3 separate regions of the Homo sapiens genome follow, and all the other regions are linked to region 1. Evidence: chromatin loops called from intact Hi-C (ENCODE). Cell type or tissue: PC-9. All regions are shown on one strand. Each heading gives the region's core, and the rest is flanking DNA. Links, peaks and the distances in the headings are about the cores only. Region 1 holds the start of LOC124902308 (a long non-coding RNA gene). Region 2 has its middle 6.5 kb from the start of UBAC1. Region 3 overlaps QSOX2 (quiescin sulfhydryl oxidase 2).

Region 1 (5,080 bases), core at 606-4,605:
CATGGCTGTCATGAAATAAGCACGTGGGTCTCATCCACCGAGGGCCCATCACTGCAGGTGTGGTGAGCACAGAGCACGCAGAGGGTCCCGAAAGCCTCTAAAACCTTTAATAACGAGGCGTGGATGCTCTCCACGTGGAAAAGGATTTCTCTACCCCGTAGGGCCAAGCTCGAGTGCTAGGCAGTGGAAGGTGTTCTCGGTGGATGCCCCGGCCACCCGACCAGCCAGCCCAGGGCCTGTCCGCAGGGTCGCCCTTACCGCAGCTCCGGGGGGTGCAGGGCGCCACAGAATCTGCCCCTCCGACCGACGGCGTCTCCTCCAGTCCCAGGGAGCCCCAGATAGGGTGCAGCGTGGCTGGGCCCGCATATGAGCTGGAAGACACAGGCACACGTGTGGCAGGGCCAGGCCCGTGGAGGAGACAGGAGGCAGGGAGATCCGGGGGACAGCCCCTCATTGAGCAGGAACCTGGGCTCCCGTGGCCTGGAGCAGCTCTCAGACCCCCAACAGTGTGCCCAGGGTGGGACCCAAGGGCCAAAAGCCTGGCGGGGGAAGGGCCTGAGGCCTGGGAGCCAGGAGGCAGGGGTGAGCGGGAGGCAGGGGTGAGTGGGTGGGGCCTGAGCATGCGTCCCAGCGTGGTGGCGTGGGCTGAGGTGAAGCCACCAGCCCACATCTGGGAAGCGTTGGCGCCAAGCCTGGCTGCTCGGAGCTCTGCACTCGGACCCCAGGGGGAACAGGGGTGTGCACGGTCAGCTTCCGTGGCCACCGTTGGTCCCCAGGGCCAAGATCAGAGTCTTCCCAGCCAGCGTGGTCATCGGGACCATCTCTACCATCTACTAAGGGCACTGCCCACCAGGCCCAGAGCGGAACGGGGTCACGCATCAGCTGTGACCCTCACCCCACTGCTCAAGGCTGGCACTGGAGACTGCAGGGCAACCTATCTGGGGAGCACCCGGGCTGTGACCATGGAGGCAGGTACAACTGGACCCACACACCTGCCCCCACTCAAGCTGGCCAGCACGCAAGGCTGACAGAGCCAGGAGCCAGGTGTGGCCACTGACCTTTCTCCCAGAGGTGGCCAAGTGGTGAGGGAGAGCTACCAGGCACGGGGAGGCAGTGCTACTGGGATGAGGGGTCTTTGGGGTGCACAGAGAGACGGGTTTGTGGGCGGAGCATGTGCTGAGCCTGCATCCGGGGCATGTGGGCGGGGCATGTGCTGAGCCTGCATCTGTGAGCACGGCTCACCTCACTTCGCATTTCTTATCAGGGCCCCCATCTGTGCTTCCTGGTACACAGTGACCCAGAACCCACTGGAGTGGCTGAAGATGCTGCCCACACCTGTGGCCCAGGGGTTGTTAGGCAGGGGGTAGACACGCCCTCCCTCAGCAGCCCGCAGGGCCCACAGGTGTTTGTCTCACACCTGCTGTGGGCAGGAGCTGTGCAGGGTCTGGTCATGGTGGTGACCCACCTCCCAACCCCCGCCCGCATTCCTGGTGCTGCAGGGGAGCTGGACGTGTGCCCAGGCCGTGAGGGGCTGCATGGCACCTGGGAGCACAGGCCTGGAGAAGTGTTCTGGAACCCGGGCTGGGTGGCTAGAAGCCCCAGTGCCTCCACCACTGAGTGCTGGGCTCCCATGGGACAGAGGGGACAGACTCACCCCAACTCAGAAATCAGTCTGAGGCCGGGCACAGTGGCTCACGCCTGTAATCCCAGCACTTTGGGAGGCTGAGGTGGGCAGATCACAAGGTCAGGAGTTCGAGACCAGCCTGGCCAATATGGTGAAACCCCGTCTCTACTAAAAATACAAAAATTAGCTGGGCGTGGTGGCGGGTGCCTGTAATCCCAGCTGCTGGGGAGGCTGAGGCGGGAGAATCGCTTGAACTTGGGAGGCGGAGGTTGCAGCAAGCTGAGATCAAGCCATTGCACTCCAGCCTCGGCGACAGAGCAAGACTCCATCTCAAAAATAAAAACAAAACAAAACAAAAAAGAAACCAGTCTGAGAGGCGGCCGGGATCTGGGGCACCCGAGAGGCTCAGCGTGGGAAACGCACCAGATGGCAGCAGGTGGAACCAGCAGAGGCTGTGTGCGCCAGCCCTGAAGCTCCAGCCCCTCAAGTGGTGAGTGGCAACGGACAGGCCAGGCCCCTTTCCTGGCTGCCCGAGCAGCGGCGGAAGCCTTGGCAGGGCCCAGCGAGCCTCTGAGCCTCTCCCTAATCCCTGCTCTCCACCAGCCCGGGTCCCTCCGGGCCACGGTTCATGAATATGATTCCGCCTCCTGCTGTCTCTCTGCCGCCTCGGCAGGGCTGTGGGGGTGGAGGGCACAGTCCAGTGCCCAGCCCTGATGGGAATGTCTGGGTGCCATTGCCACAGGGAGCCCTGGCCGCACCTCTGCCCCTCTGGCTGCACCCAGGCTGTGCCAGGAACGCTGAGACCTCAGCCTGGGTCTGGCCCTGGGGACAGATCTAGCTGGTCCCCCGGGAGCCCGGGGCACTGAAATTAACCTTTTCAAAAATTCTCACTGCCTCCGCCTCTGCCTCCCACCCCTTCTCAAGGGCTGGGCAGAAGTCGTCCTGGGCATTGCAGGCGACAGAGGCGAGGTCTGGCCCGATGCTGCCCTCTTCTGGTCACAATGGCTCAGTTCCATGGGCCGGACTGGGCCTGGGCAGCAGGTGGGGTTGGGAGTGAGATGGGGCACAACCCAAAGGCCCTGGCGCAGGCACCAAGCCCGCCATCCCCTGAGGGCAAAGGGGGCTTCAGGAGAGGAAGCTGGTGGGGTTTCCTAGGAAGGATGGGCAGGGGAGACCTCGGGCCAGGAAATGTCCCAGCAGGAGGAGAGGGGAGGGGAGGGGCAGGGAAAGGAGGGAAGGCTGGGCTTCGGGAGAGGGCGCCTCCTTCCCCCACATGTGGACTCTGGGCAACAGCCCCTCTGCTGCAGTGCCCACTGCCACCCTAGGGCTACACGTGGTGTCTGCCCTCATGCCCTCGGCCACCCAGCAGAAGACAGCTTGGTGGAGGTGGGTGGCATGACCCAGGCCCTGATGTCTGGGGAGCCCACGTCTAGGTGTCCCTGGTGGACCTGGCCACGCATTGAGGGTGCACAGAGCTTTCCCGAGAGACCGCCGCCGGCCTGGCCTCCTGCTTGCCCCGCCCGTGGTGCTGAGTTTTCGAGCCCGGGTTCCGGGGCTGCCTGGGAAGCAGCTGCTCAGGTCAGGCCGGGGTCCCTCATCCAGGGTGCTTCCGTCAAGGACAGAGGGGTGAGAGTGGCCGGGAGTGGCCCAAGAACGCCTGGCAGTATGCGGTGTGCAGGGAGCCGCGGGGACCAGGAGGGCACTGCTGGCCAGGAGGCCCTGGACAGGGATCCCGGCCCACACCAGCAAGAGCGAGAGGCCGGCTGGGCAGGTGGTGGGCTCGGAGGAAGATTTTTGGTGGGGGGCAGGTGTGGAGGGGGTTTTTTCAGGAGAGGAGATCCAAACGTGTTCACAAATCCCCAGGAGGGACTCAAGGCCACAGCTGCTGCTGAGGCTTAGGTGCTCGGGAGGGAGCGGCCGCCTCGTGCACTGCAACCTCTGTCACGAGCATCTAACTCAGTTTCCACCTGCAAAGCCCCCATGGACCAAGCCTGCTGGGCTCCGCTTCAGCCTGGGGCTCACTGGGGCTGCAGGCGCTGGGGTAGGGCAGATGCTCCCCCAGGGGGAGGGAGTTGGGCTGAGAGGGGCCTGGGGGCGCGGGACAGGCACAGTGTCCCCGGGAAGGGGCTTCAGATGTACCTGTGTGACATGGCCCCAGAGGAGGCTGCAGCCCGTGCTGGGGATGGGAGCCAGGTGTGTGAGGCTCCATGGACAGGCAGCCCTGAGAGCTCAGGTGGGGTCGCCGGGCCCGGATGGCAAGGACCACCCGAGTCACTGTCCCTGCACTCAGTCTGGAGCAGCAGGCAAGAGGGAGCTGCACCAGTGGCGTCCCCGAGGCCCGCAGCCAGTTCAGGGGGCATTCGTGGGGGGAGTGTCTGACGCGGGGCTTCCCTGCCCCGGCCAGCGTCCGAGCCAGCACCACCTGCTCCGGGTCCCTGGCCGCAGCCTCTGGACCAGCATGACGGGGACACATGGGGGTGAAGTGAGAGGCAGCCCGTGAGCGTGGGCGGGCAGGTGGGCAGGTGGGCAGGTGGGCAGGTGGGCAGGCGGGCAGGTGGGCAGGTGGGCAGGTGGGCAGGTGGGCAGGTGGTCTTACCTCCCCGCAGAGGGGCTGAGGGCCTGGAAGGGGGCCACGCCTCTCTGCAGCCTTTTGTCTGGTTTCACGTCCACGTGTCCCTCCTCTGGAAAACCTTGGAGAAGAGGGCACCTGGCTTCACTCCCTGGTCAGCCGGGAGCACGGGACGGGGGACCCAAGCCATCACAGCAGGAGAGGAGCCTGAGACACACCTGACAGGGGTGGGGGTGTGGCAGCCTCCCTGGCCCTCAGGCCTCTCTGCTGGAGGAAGGGCAGGGAGGCAGCAGGGAAGGAGCCACTGGAGCGGCCTCACCCTTCTGGCCAGAGAACAAGACAGGAGCAATAGCTGCTGCGGGTGCCATGTGCCACACAGGAGAGCTCACACATCCCACAAGGATGAGCCCACACACACCACATGCCACGTGGGAAAGCCCACGTACACTATGCTGCTCAGACCCCCTGGACTGTTGTCCTCCTAGCCCCCTTTCCAGAAAGGAAACCAAGGCTCAGAGAGAAAATGGGGTCCCCATTCCTCCCAGCCCACAGGACCCCCTGGCCACCCAGCGGTCACCGTGTCCCGGGTGCCGGCCTACCTCGGGGCTTGCTCTCGCAGTGGGCCCTCGGGCTCACACTCTGCTGTTGCTCCCAGCTGGGGCCCCACGACAGTGTCTCGCCGTCCAGGAAGTAGGTCGGGGGCAGAAGGGGCTGGGGCTGCATGCTCACCCACTCCCCAGGTGCCCCTCTGCCCCAGTTGGGCCCCAAGGCTCCAGGGCAGGCTGGGGTGGCAAGCGTGGGGGTGGCGAGCGTGGGGGCGGCAGGTAGGCTGTGGGGGCACGAGCGCAGCAGGCCCACAGCTGGGTCCCTGACGGTGTCCAGCGCTT
Region 2 (5,080 bases), core at 496-4,495, 320 kb before region 1:
TGTGTCAGAAGTGGCTTCTTGTGTCTCGTGCAGCCAAAGCACTCAGGCTGGCCTGGCCTGGCCTGGCCCCTCACCCTGCATCCTGAGCCTCAGTGAAGCCCCTCCCTCCCTCACCCCTGGGTTGCTCCCGGCCATACCAGCACTCCTGCTTCTCTCCCTACCTCGAAGCCTGTGCCAACCTAGCCCATTCCTCAGGCTCAGGGCCTCCTCCTCCAGGAAGCCCGCCCTGGCTGCACCTCCTCTGGGACACTACTCGGCACACCAAGTGTGTCAGCAAGGAGCCTGGAAGTTGCTGGAAGCCACCTCCCTGTTGGTGGCAGCTCTGCCCCAGGCTGAGGTCAGCTGGCAGTACCTCCCCCCAGCCCCTGAACGTAGGAGAGGAACAGCAATGCCAGAGAGGTCTGGGGGGAGTCCCTCTCCAGTGGCCAGGCTGTCCTGAGGCCTCCCAGGCCCCACTCTCTGGGACTCCCTGGGGTGAGGGGCCAGCATGAAGGGAAGATCCCAGAGTCAAATGGCCCAGTCTGGCATCCACACTGTCTCTTCCCAGTCAAGAGGCCTGGGCAGGTTCTTTTCTTTCTGTCTTTTTTTTTTTTTTTTTTTGACAGAGTTTTGCTCTGTCACCAAGGCTGGAGTGCAGTGGCGCGATCTCAGCTCATTACAAACTCTGCCTCCTGGGTTCAAGTGATTCTCACGTCTAGGCCTCCTGAGTAGCTACGATGACAGGCGCTGCCCCCACACCCTACTAGTTTTTGTATTTTTAGCAGAGACGGGTTTTCGCCATGTTGGCCAGGTTGGTCTCGAACTCCTGACCTCAGGTGATCCGCCCGCCTTGGCCTCCCAAAGTGCTGGGATTACAGGCATGAGCCACTGTGCCTGGCCGGTTCTTTTCTTTCTGACCCTCCGTTTATCTTTCTAGGAGGGTTAGGCTTTGGTGTGGACATGGAGACACGACCCAGAGCCCCCTCTGAAAGAGGACCTGCTGCCCCCATCCCTCAGCCTCAGCCTCAGCCTCAGCCTCAGCCTCGGAGGCCACCTTTGAGGTCACACCCCTCCCTGCATGGCAGAGCTGAGTGGGGTGGCAAGACCCAGCCATTTCAGAGGGTCTCCCGGCAGGGAGCCCTCCCCTGAGCCCCCCGCCACCTGCCCCCTGCCCCCCGGCTGGCCAAGGCCTGCATGAAGGTTCAGCTTCTCCCTCTGCCCGACGCTGCCTCCCTGGGCTGATCCAGCAGGTGTGGTCCCCAGTGCACCCCAAACTCCATCTCAGCTTCTGCTTCCAGGGAACCCACCAGGCGGGCCCCCCTTGGTGCATTGGTCCATTGTGTGTTTAGTGCCTACTGTGCACTGGGTGCTGCTTTAGGCCCGGGGGTGCAGCAGGAAGAAGATAGACAAGGCTTCCGGTCTGCTGGAGAATGAGCCCCGTGCTCCTAGGGTGGGGGAGGGGCCGCTTCGGGGGCCTCTTCGTTGCAGCAACAGACCCCAGCTCTGACCAGTTCAGGCAGAAAAGGAATTCACGGAGGGGTTTCTGGGGCGCTCTCAGAACCTCCTGTGGCCAGGAGGACCAGGCTGGGCCCCAAGACCATGCTGCAGAGGGGCCTCCAGGAGAGCCCACCACCACAGCCACGCCAGGCACCCTACCCCAGCCCCAACCACAGCCACACCGGGCACCCTACCCCAGCCCCAACCACAGCCACGCCGGGCACCCTACCCCAGTCCCAACCACAGCCACGCCGGGCACCCTACCCCAGTCCCAACCACAGCCACGCCGGGCACCCTACCCCAGTCCCAACCACAGCCACGCCGGGCACCCTACCCCAGCCCCAACCACAGCTACAGGAGCAGGCTCCGCGGCGGTGGCGTCAGCCCTCGGAACTCCCTGCAGCTCTCAGGAAGGGGCAGGCCAGGTGCGTTGTCCTGGAGCTGCCTGCCAGTTCCCCCTGCCTCGTTTGGTCTGGGCGTAGCTGCCCAAGGCCCTGCAGGGAATCAGCGAAGGCCCAGGTGACAGATTCCCTGCATCTGCAGGGGCAGAGCCAGTCCTGGCCCGAGGCCTGGAGTGAGGCCACCCCAGCCTGCCCTGGCTCTTGCCATGGCCCTGAGAGTTCCCTGGAGGAGCCCCAGCTGCCCTGGGTGGTGGCAGCTAAGGACAAGGCCATCCTGCCCACGGTCTCCCCGACCCCTGCCTCGACTTAGCTCCCTGGGCAGATGTGGCCAGAGCCCCCAGCCCCCGTATGGTGTCAGCGCCTGGCTGGGCAGGCCAAGCAGGGTCTCCTGGCAAAGGGGGCTCCAAGTGTGACTGAGGTGGGGTGTGCCGCTCTCATCCACTGCACCCCCAGGTGGCCTGGACCCAACCCGAAACTCAACAAGCAGCAGCCTGGCCGTGGTGCCTCAAGCCAGCCACTAGAGGGTGCAGTTGAGCTGTCAGCCTGCCTGGAGGGGCGAGGTGGTGGGGGTGAGTGTGCAGGCGTGTGTGTGTGTGTGTGTGTGTGTGCGCGCGCGCGCGCGCCTGTGTGTGGGCGTGTTGTGTGCATGTGTGCATATGTGTGCACTGTGTATATGTGCCATGTGTATGCGTGCATGTGTCCGTGTGTGTATATGTGTGCGTGTGCATGTGTGCCATGTATGCATATGTGTGCATGTTCATGTGTGCGGGGGGGTGTGCACCTGTGTGTGGGCGTGTTGTGTGCATGTGTGCACTGTGCATATGTGCTGTGTGTGTGCATGCATATGTCTGCATGCATGTGTGTGTGCCATGTATGCATATGTGTGCATGTTTATGTGGGGGGGTGTGCATGTTGCTGTGCATGTATATATGGGTGCATGTGTGCCTGTGTGTGTGAATGACTCAGGGCCTCGGGGCCTGAGATTGCTGCTTCTGATCCACAAACCCTGCAGGGGGCCATGCGAGAGCCTGGGCTGGGAGCAGGAGCTGGCCTACAGGGGTGGGGGATGCCTGGAGCTCTAAGGACCCTGATAGCTCAGGCCAGCACCTCCAGAGAGGGGCACTGGAAATGGGCCGTAAAGGATGACTAAGAGTTCTCTAGGCAGCAGGAGGGAGGAGGTTGGAGGGCGGCACCGAGGCATTCTGACTCCCAGGCCCCTATGGGTGTGCTGGGAAACCCAGCTTGAAAAGCACAGCTCTGGTTCAACCCCCTGCAGCAGGAGACGCTCAGGTGCAGAGAGAGGAGTGGATGAGCATCTAGTCACTGGTCCTGCTCACTGAAAAAGCAGCATCAGGCCCCACACAGTCAGTCCCTGGGGACTCCAGGGTTCTCGGAACATGGTCCCCCACCCTGCCCACAAGGCCTCCCTCCGTTACTCTCCAGCAGCCCCGGAAAGGGACAGCCGCTGTAGGAGGGTCCTGGGGCTGCTGGAACAAGGCCCTGCAAACCAGGGTTCTTAAAACAATAGAAACGCATCCTCCCCTGTCTGGAGGCCAAAAACCCTAAGCCAAGGCCCTGGCTGGCTTGGCTGCTTTCAAGGCTCCGAAGGGGGGGTCTGTCCCAGCTTTCATGGCACTCCCTGGCCTGTGGTTGCATCACTCCAATCCCTGCCTCTGTCCTACGTGGCCTCTTCTCTGTGTCCTCTTCTCTTCTTATACAGATACCAGTCGTTGAATTCAGGGTCCACTCTAAATCCAGGATGATCTCATCTTGAGATTCTTAACTAATGATATTTGCAAAGAGTCTGCTTCCAAATAAAGCCACATTTGGAGGCTACAGGTAGACATGAGTTTTGGGGTCCCCTACTCAACTCACTGCACCCACGAAGAGGTTATAGGCATTCGCTAGGACAGGGCATGTCCTCGTCACCCTGCCCGGCCTCAACAGTCCCACCCTGTCCTTGCCCAGGGCAGGCCAAACCCATCTTCACCACACAAGTCTCCCATGAGCTTTGGCCTCAGCCTCTCAGCCAAGGTCTCAGGCCTCGTGACCTCAGAGGGGGGTCAGTTCCAAGTGTCCCGGCATGCAGAATGGGAATGGGATCGGGGGCCAGGGGGCAGGAAGGTGGCTACACCCCCACCCTCCAGGAGCCAAGGCATTGGGAGCTTGTGAAATGTGAGTGATCCCAAGGTTAATTAATTATTACATTAAAAATGCGCCCGTTAAGGGGCCCCGCAAACAGGAAAGTATTAATCACCCATTTCCTCAGACTGACAAGTGCATTTCCCTAAATTCCTTGGCTGCTGACTTAACCAAATGATAATCTCCCTGCTGCTGCCATTTCCCATGAAGTCACAGCTCATGAATATTCTAGCATCACAATTTGCTCTTTAAAAGGACGGACTTATTATTTCATTTTTAAGTTTGCTGTCATGAATAGTAATTTTCCAGCCCCTAAATAATGAAATGGCGGTGACCACTCTGGCCAGCCGGGACCCAGGAACTCAATGACACAACGGGGCTAGTCCCTGCCATGTGGGGGACGGGGGATGCCAGGTCGCCCTGCACCAGTTCCCAACTGCAGTCAGCCCATGGAAATAGCAGTTAATGGGTGGCCCTCCGCTTGGCACTTAACGGTTTATAAGCTGGTCCCCCTCCAGTTCCTATGTCTTTGCAGCCACTCTGTTCATTGGGCCACAGCAGTTTTGCCATAGGTAACTGAGGTTGGGAAGCACAGCCATGGAGTCAGACAGATGCCAAGTTCAAATCCTGACACTGCTGTTTGCCTGCTGTGTGATCTTGGGCAATCACTTAACTTCTCTGGGCCTTGATGTCCTCATCTGTACAATGGCATTGCAAACCAGGATTGGACCCCACACTCACCCAGTGCCAGGGCTGGTGTTTCTTCACCCTCTCTGCTGCCTCAGATCTAGAGAGACCAAGGACCAGGCCCCACTGGCCTGAAGTTTAGATCTTCTATTTTGATGGAACAGAAATGATGGCACCAAGGGCTGGACTGAGGAACAGCCACTACAGCTTCCCTGGGAGCAGCTTCCCAGGGTGGTTTCTATTACTTAATGCAATTCCAGGCTCTCCCAAGTGCCCAGGAAGCCGTGGCAGCTCACTGCACACATGTTTAAGTGGAAAATCCGATTTCACAACTCCTTTCCATAATTGTTCATGTGAGTAGGAGCTCCTCTTGA
Region 3 (5,080 bases), core at 553-4,552, 58 kb before region 1:
TGCAAAGCCCCCTCTTAGTTTCAAACCTAGGGTTAGGCCACCTTCTGAACCCCTCCCACCGCCAAGCTCATTCATCCTAACAGTCTTCTCCAGACACCAGTGACTTTGCTGAGTAACATTAACTAAGCTTCTGATAATGAACAAGACCTAAAGCCACAGACAGGACACGAGATGCCGACACAGTGACCGGCACCTGCAAATCTCATCACAGATCCACCGCCAACCCCAATCACACCACGTGTGACACCTGGAGCCCACGCAGAGGCCGTACCTCCCGTCCAAGGTAGGAGCTGTTGCTTTCAAAGACAATAGCCACGTAATGGCTGCCACGGTTGTCAAGAAGGGAAAGAACATCACTGGGCCTTTCAAGAGGAAAAAAAGAGGCTTTTAGTGCCGTCAACAGCAGCGAGTTGGCCACCACATCCCAGTGGCCACATCACTTAATAGAAACCTATTACGTTTCTTGCACAGTTCAACACGAGTCTAACGGCCGCCTTCTTCATGGAGCTACTCACTGAATGGGGTCTAGGCGCGGGCAGGCAGGGGGCCGGCTTCCTTCCGTGTGGTTCTGCAGGAAGTCAATCATCGTCTGTCTGACTGTTCGCAGCTCTCGGTCAGGTCCTGCCGGAAGCACACCAGGGTCAGAGCTGTGTGTGCGGCTGTCCTCGTGGGGCAGGCATACACCCAGGGACAGCAGCCCCGTCCCAGCCTGGGGCCCAAAGACAGCAGGGTGCAGGTGGCAGCAACATGTGCAATCCCAATGGGTGTGCCCAATGCCACCCACAGGCGTGGTACAGACAGCGCTGGATTCACACAACTGGAGACCACACAGCAATGACACAAGCATGGGTGGGCCACAGGGACAGGCAACAGAGGCAGATGGCAAGACACGGCACTGCGAGGAGCAGGCCAGGCGGCTCCACTGGGTCACTCACAGGCAGAGCCCCCCCAGGGCGCGGCGAGGAGCAGGCCAGGCAGCTCCACCGGGTCCCTCACAGGCAGAGCCCCCCAGGGTGTGGCCTGCGGGGTCTGATCACACTCTGGGCGATGCTCGGCTGGGTGGGATCATTTGTAAAAATTCATCGGGTGGGTACATGTGATCTGTGCACATCTCCAAATATTTTTACAATAAAAAATTTACTCTGAAAAAGTTTTTACTACAATATTTGCCAAGCAAGGCAAAGCACAAAATTAAAATTTCTCTTTGAAACTATTAATATCTGAACTCTTAAGGGAAAGCAGGCAGGAAGGTCAGCAGAGGGAAAGGTGCTGACCCAGGCTGGGAGCTCCCCAGGCTCTGGGACCGTGTGTCTTTAGCAGGTTTATGAGGGGAATCTCAGGGACTAAAATACAATGCTTATGTCCTTACCTTTAAAATTTTCTCCAGTTGTAAACTCCTTTGTAAATGCTTTAAAATACTAAGAGGAAAAACACAGAACAAGTAAGAGGCAGCCTTCCATGGGCATCTGCATGTGTTTAAGCAACAAAACGCCCGTCACCTTAGAGGGAGCTTTACTCAATTTCCTTCGGAAAGTTTTCATAAATTAATGACAAACCACACGCTTCTCCTTGTCTTTGTGCATATTAATGTTTCCTGTCAGATTTACGAGGGGGCTAAGGTTAGCTCCAATCAGCATTCCCATCATTTACATTTTCTGACCCAACAGGGCTAGAAGCAAGACAGTTCAACTGGGCTGGAATCATAAAAGACACCGCTCTCTGGGACTTGGTAGTGAGCCTATGTCTTAATGGTTAGCTGTAGCGTTAGCTGTGACAACACGGAGGATGTGCAGGAGGAGGAGACACCACGCAGTATCTCTGAGTGGATGATTAGGTTCTTATGTTAACATTAAAAACTTTCTTCATCAAAGGGTACGTTAGAGACAGCGACGAGACAAGGTTACATGATGGCGGAGATGAGGTCGGTAAGAAAAGCACTGGCCAGCTAAGAGGGAAACGTGCAGATGACAGGAAGACACTTCACCCATGACACCCACGGCCCACAAAGCCAGATGTGCTGGCACTGCAGCCGCCAGGGAAATGCAAACGAAGCCGCCAGTGCTTCCTGCTGCACTGGTCCCTGGGCGAGCACAAAACTGCCTGACACTGCTGGCCCTGCAGGTCTGTTGTGCACAGACCCGGTTCGCGGCCCAGTGGCTTCTCTCCCAGCCTCAGCTCTCCCCTTGCCCGGGAAGGCGCACAGCAGCGCCGTTCAAAGCCACCAAAGCCTGGAAGAGCCCACACACCTGGCAACGGGGGGCTCTGGTTCTCAGAGTGACGTCACTGGACAATCCCATCCAATGAGCATCGTAGTGGATCTGGGCAATGTCCCATTAAGTAACAGAAAGAGGGCCCGAAAGTTTACATACAGCACAGTGTGAACTGTGTCTGAAGCAAAATCAAAATACAACAGGAAGCCATGCTGACGTAATCACACGCAGAGGCAGGCAAGCAAGTGTGCGACACAGGCCCCGAGAGGCCCTGGGGCAGGGCTGACACCGGTGCCGCCCAGCGTGGCACCTGTTAGGGCAGGACCACAGGTGCTGCCAGCACAGTGAAAACAACAGCCCCCAAAATACAAGCGAAGCCACCATGACATGACACCACACCACACAGCAAGGCACCAGGGCTGACAAGGACGGAGTTTTACTCAAATTGACAAAGCTTCCCAGGAAGTGGGCCCAAGGCGCCCACGTTTCTGGAGATGTCCATGTCAAGGCACGCAGGAGGCAGTGGCACCCGCAGGTACACACATGCTATGCACGGGCCTGCAACAGGGTCACAGGTACCTCCGCCCCCTAGTGGGAGCAATGGGCACAGCCTTGTCTGCAGGGCTGACTTTGGCTGGGGAAGGCAGAGGCCCTGTGCCTGTGTGTGCGTGTGTGTGTGCATGAGTGTGCATGTGTGAGAGCCCCATGGTACACGGACCACACGCGTGGCTTCAGGCTGGGGTGCCAGCCCTCGCAGTCCTGGTCTCCTTGCGCCCCCTGGCCGTGCAGGCTGCAGGGGGTCTTTTCACGCATCCCCTCCATGTGACCGGGTCTGTGTGAGCGTGGACAGTCCCACAGACACTTCCACAGCACAACAGGGTGGAACAAGAGCTGCCCCCACCAAACATCAGCTCCTACAATTCCTACGAAGTTCCAAGGAGAGAGCCAGAGAAGCCGAAAACACAGGCACTATGATGTGGCGAATTTCAACAGACAAGCAGCCGCGTGATGCTCACCTGGAAGGTGGGGTAGAAGGTGAATTTCAACGGACAAGCAGCCGCGTGATACTCACCCGGAAGGTGGGGTAGAAGTGGATGTCGTAGTCATGGCACACGGCCTGGTTCTTCTCTTCCATGCAGTCCAGAGCTGCGACGCGAATGGCACTGGCCCAGTCTGAAAAGCAGGAGCATGACCTTCAGTGTGGTGAGCACTGGACTCCCGGGAAGCCCAGGACCCAGCAGTCCCCACTCCAGGCTGCGGCCACCTGCGAGACCAGCCCACCTGCCCCCTCTAGGTCATCAGTTAGGCCCTCATCACACAGAGCGTCTATGTGGAGCTAGGAGAGAGAACTCCACCAACAGCACGATGCCTCTCCTACCACAGATAGTCACAGAACAAGCGGATTTGTGCTGAACCTGCACATCACGGAGCAGGGACAAGGCTGTGGGCCCCTAATTAAATGACACCCTGATGGATGAAAGCGCTGGTAACAGACGCGGCTGTCAGCGGCCGGCACTTAAGTCAGGACAGCAAGCAAGTACGTGCAGATTAATCAGATACGGTCCAGGCTGTTTGGCAAAAACATTCCCGTGTTCTCACTCCAGCGAGTACTGGCAGCATCTGAGCAGGGTCTTTCAAGGCAAGGATGCGTGCACAGACACATGTGAAGTGGTTTCCAACACCATCCCAGACACTGCCCGCAAACCCTGGAACACCTATGCCATTTTGGGGAGGCTAAAAGGAACCATAAATTTTTTTGTTCCTATCTCTAAAGTTTTTGCTATGGAAAATTTCTAACATGCAAATAAAATAGAGATAAAAATGTAACAAATCCCACACATTCTACCTCTTGGATCAATAATTATCAGCTCAAGGTGAATCCTGTTTTGCCAAAGTCTCCACCCACTTTCAGAACTGTCCCACAACAAATCTCAGCACGTCATTTCTACACAAAACCCACCAGGCTTTGCCTCTGAAAGATGAAGGCTCTCCACTGGGCATGGTGGCTCATGCCTGGAATCCCAGCACTTTGGGAGGCCGAGGTGGGCAGATCGTTTAAGCCCAGGAGTTTGAGACCAGCCTGGGCAACATGGTAAAACCCTGTCTCTAAAAAAAAAATACAAAAAATTAGCTGGGCGTTGGTGGCGCACACCTGCGGTCCCAGCTACTGGAGAGGCTGAGGTGGGAGGACCGCTTGAGCCCGGAAGGCACAGGCTGCAGTGAGCCGGCGACAGGGGGAGGCTCCACCTTAAGAAAAAAAAAAAGTCCCTATTTGTTCGTTTAAAGTTTGTTTGAATCAAGATCCCAGCGAGGCTTGTTGGTTACTGCTGGTGGGTCCTGGCACTTTCCTTCTCTGGGTTTGACTGACAACATCCCGGACTCCTGGCATTTCTGTAACAGGGCACTCAGATCTAGATTCTTGTCTGATTTGTTTGGTGACATTACTTTGTAGGTAGTGGAACATGCTTCCACCCAGAGGCAAGCGACGCCTCTCTCCTTAGTGATCACGACCTAAATGCATTAATGCACCAGGGCTGCAGTGAAATGGTGACGTGTCATCTCTCACCGTTTGCTCATGATGAGCTGGGACAATTCTGTAAAGAGAGACCTGCCCTCACTGCAACCCAGCGGAATGACTCACATGAGGAAGGGGAGTGCCTGGCTCGTGCTTCAGTCACCAGTATCAAAGTCATGGTTTCCGAAGCTGACCAGTGAGGTTTTCTTTTTAAAAGATTTGTGTTCTTCCTCTGGGATGTAAAAATTGCACTGCCAACAATTCACAAATATTTCCTGGCTCCTCACTCTGTAGGGGTCCTTCCAGGCCCTGAGACTTTGAGGGGACAGCCTAAAGGGGCACCACTGGGTCAAGG

What was found. Peaks named below come from ENCODE experiments on the same cell type or tissue, not always from the same donor. Only the 100,000 strongest peaks of a DNase experiment are listed, where the experiment ranks them.
Region 2: it touches region 1 in a loop (6-fold over the local background); 17 of 110 quality-filtered maps call a loop at or near these places.
Region 3: it touches region 1 in a loop (3-fold over the local background); 6 of 110 quality-filtered maps call a loop at or near these places.

What each region holds. Positions count from the first base shown.
Region 1 is chr9:136,281,293-136,286,372 of GRCh38, forward strand. It overlaps CCDC187 (coiled-coil domain containing 187), which reads right to left. Exons shown (of 26, transcript NM_001378188.1): 8 at 4,793-5,080; 9 at 4,221-4,314; 10 at 259-371. It overlaps LOC124902308 (a long non-coding RNA gene), which reads left to right and starts at 1,951. Exons shown (of 2, transcript XR_007061862.1): 1 at 1,951-2,114. RefSeq lists a silencer at 2,489-2,548. In PC-9, for the core only: CTCF peaks have their summits at 2,619 (motif pointing left) and 2,819; a DNase peak (open chromatin) is centred at 2,599; H3K27me3 peaks cover 1,256 bases.
Region 2 is chr9:135,965,324-135,970,403 of GRCh38, forward strand. No RefSeq gene overlaps it. Among named protein-coding and RNA genes, the nearest start is that of UBAC1, 6.5 kb to the left of the region's middle. RefSeq lists an enhancer at 3,128-3,761. In PC-9, for the core only: CTCF peaks have their summits at 2,371 (motif pointing right) and 2,576; no DNase peak of the experiment used is centred there.
Region 3 is chr9:136,223,492-136,228,571 of GRCh38, forward strand. It overlaps QSOX2 (quiescin sulfhydryl oxidase 2), which reads right to left. Exons shown (of 12, transcript NM_181701.4): 2 at 3,283-3,383; 3 at 1,370-1,418; 4 at 516-621; 5 at 272-362. Among named protein-coding and RNA genes, the nearest start is that of QSOX2, 20 kb to the right of the region's middle. RefSeq lists enhancers at 1,894-1,943, 2,124-2,203, 2,334-2,553, 4,634-5,080. In PC-9, for the core only: CTCF peaks have their summits at 2,788 (motif pointing left) and 2,990; no DNase peak of the experiment used is centred there; H3K27ac peaks cover 822 bases.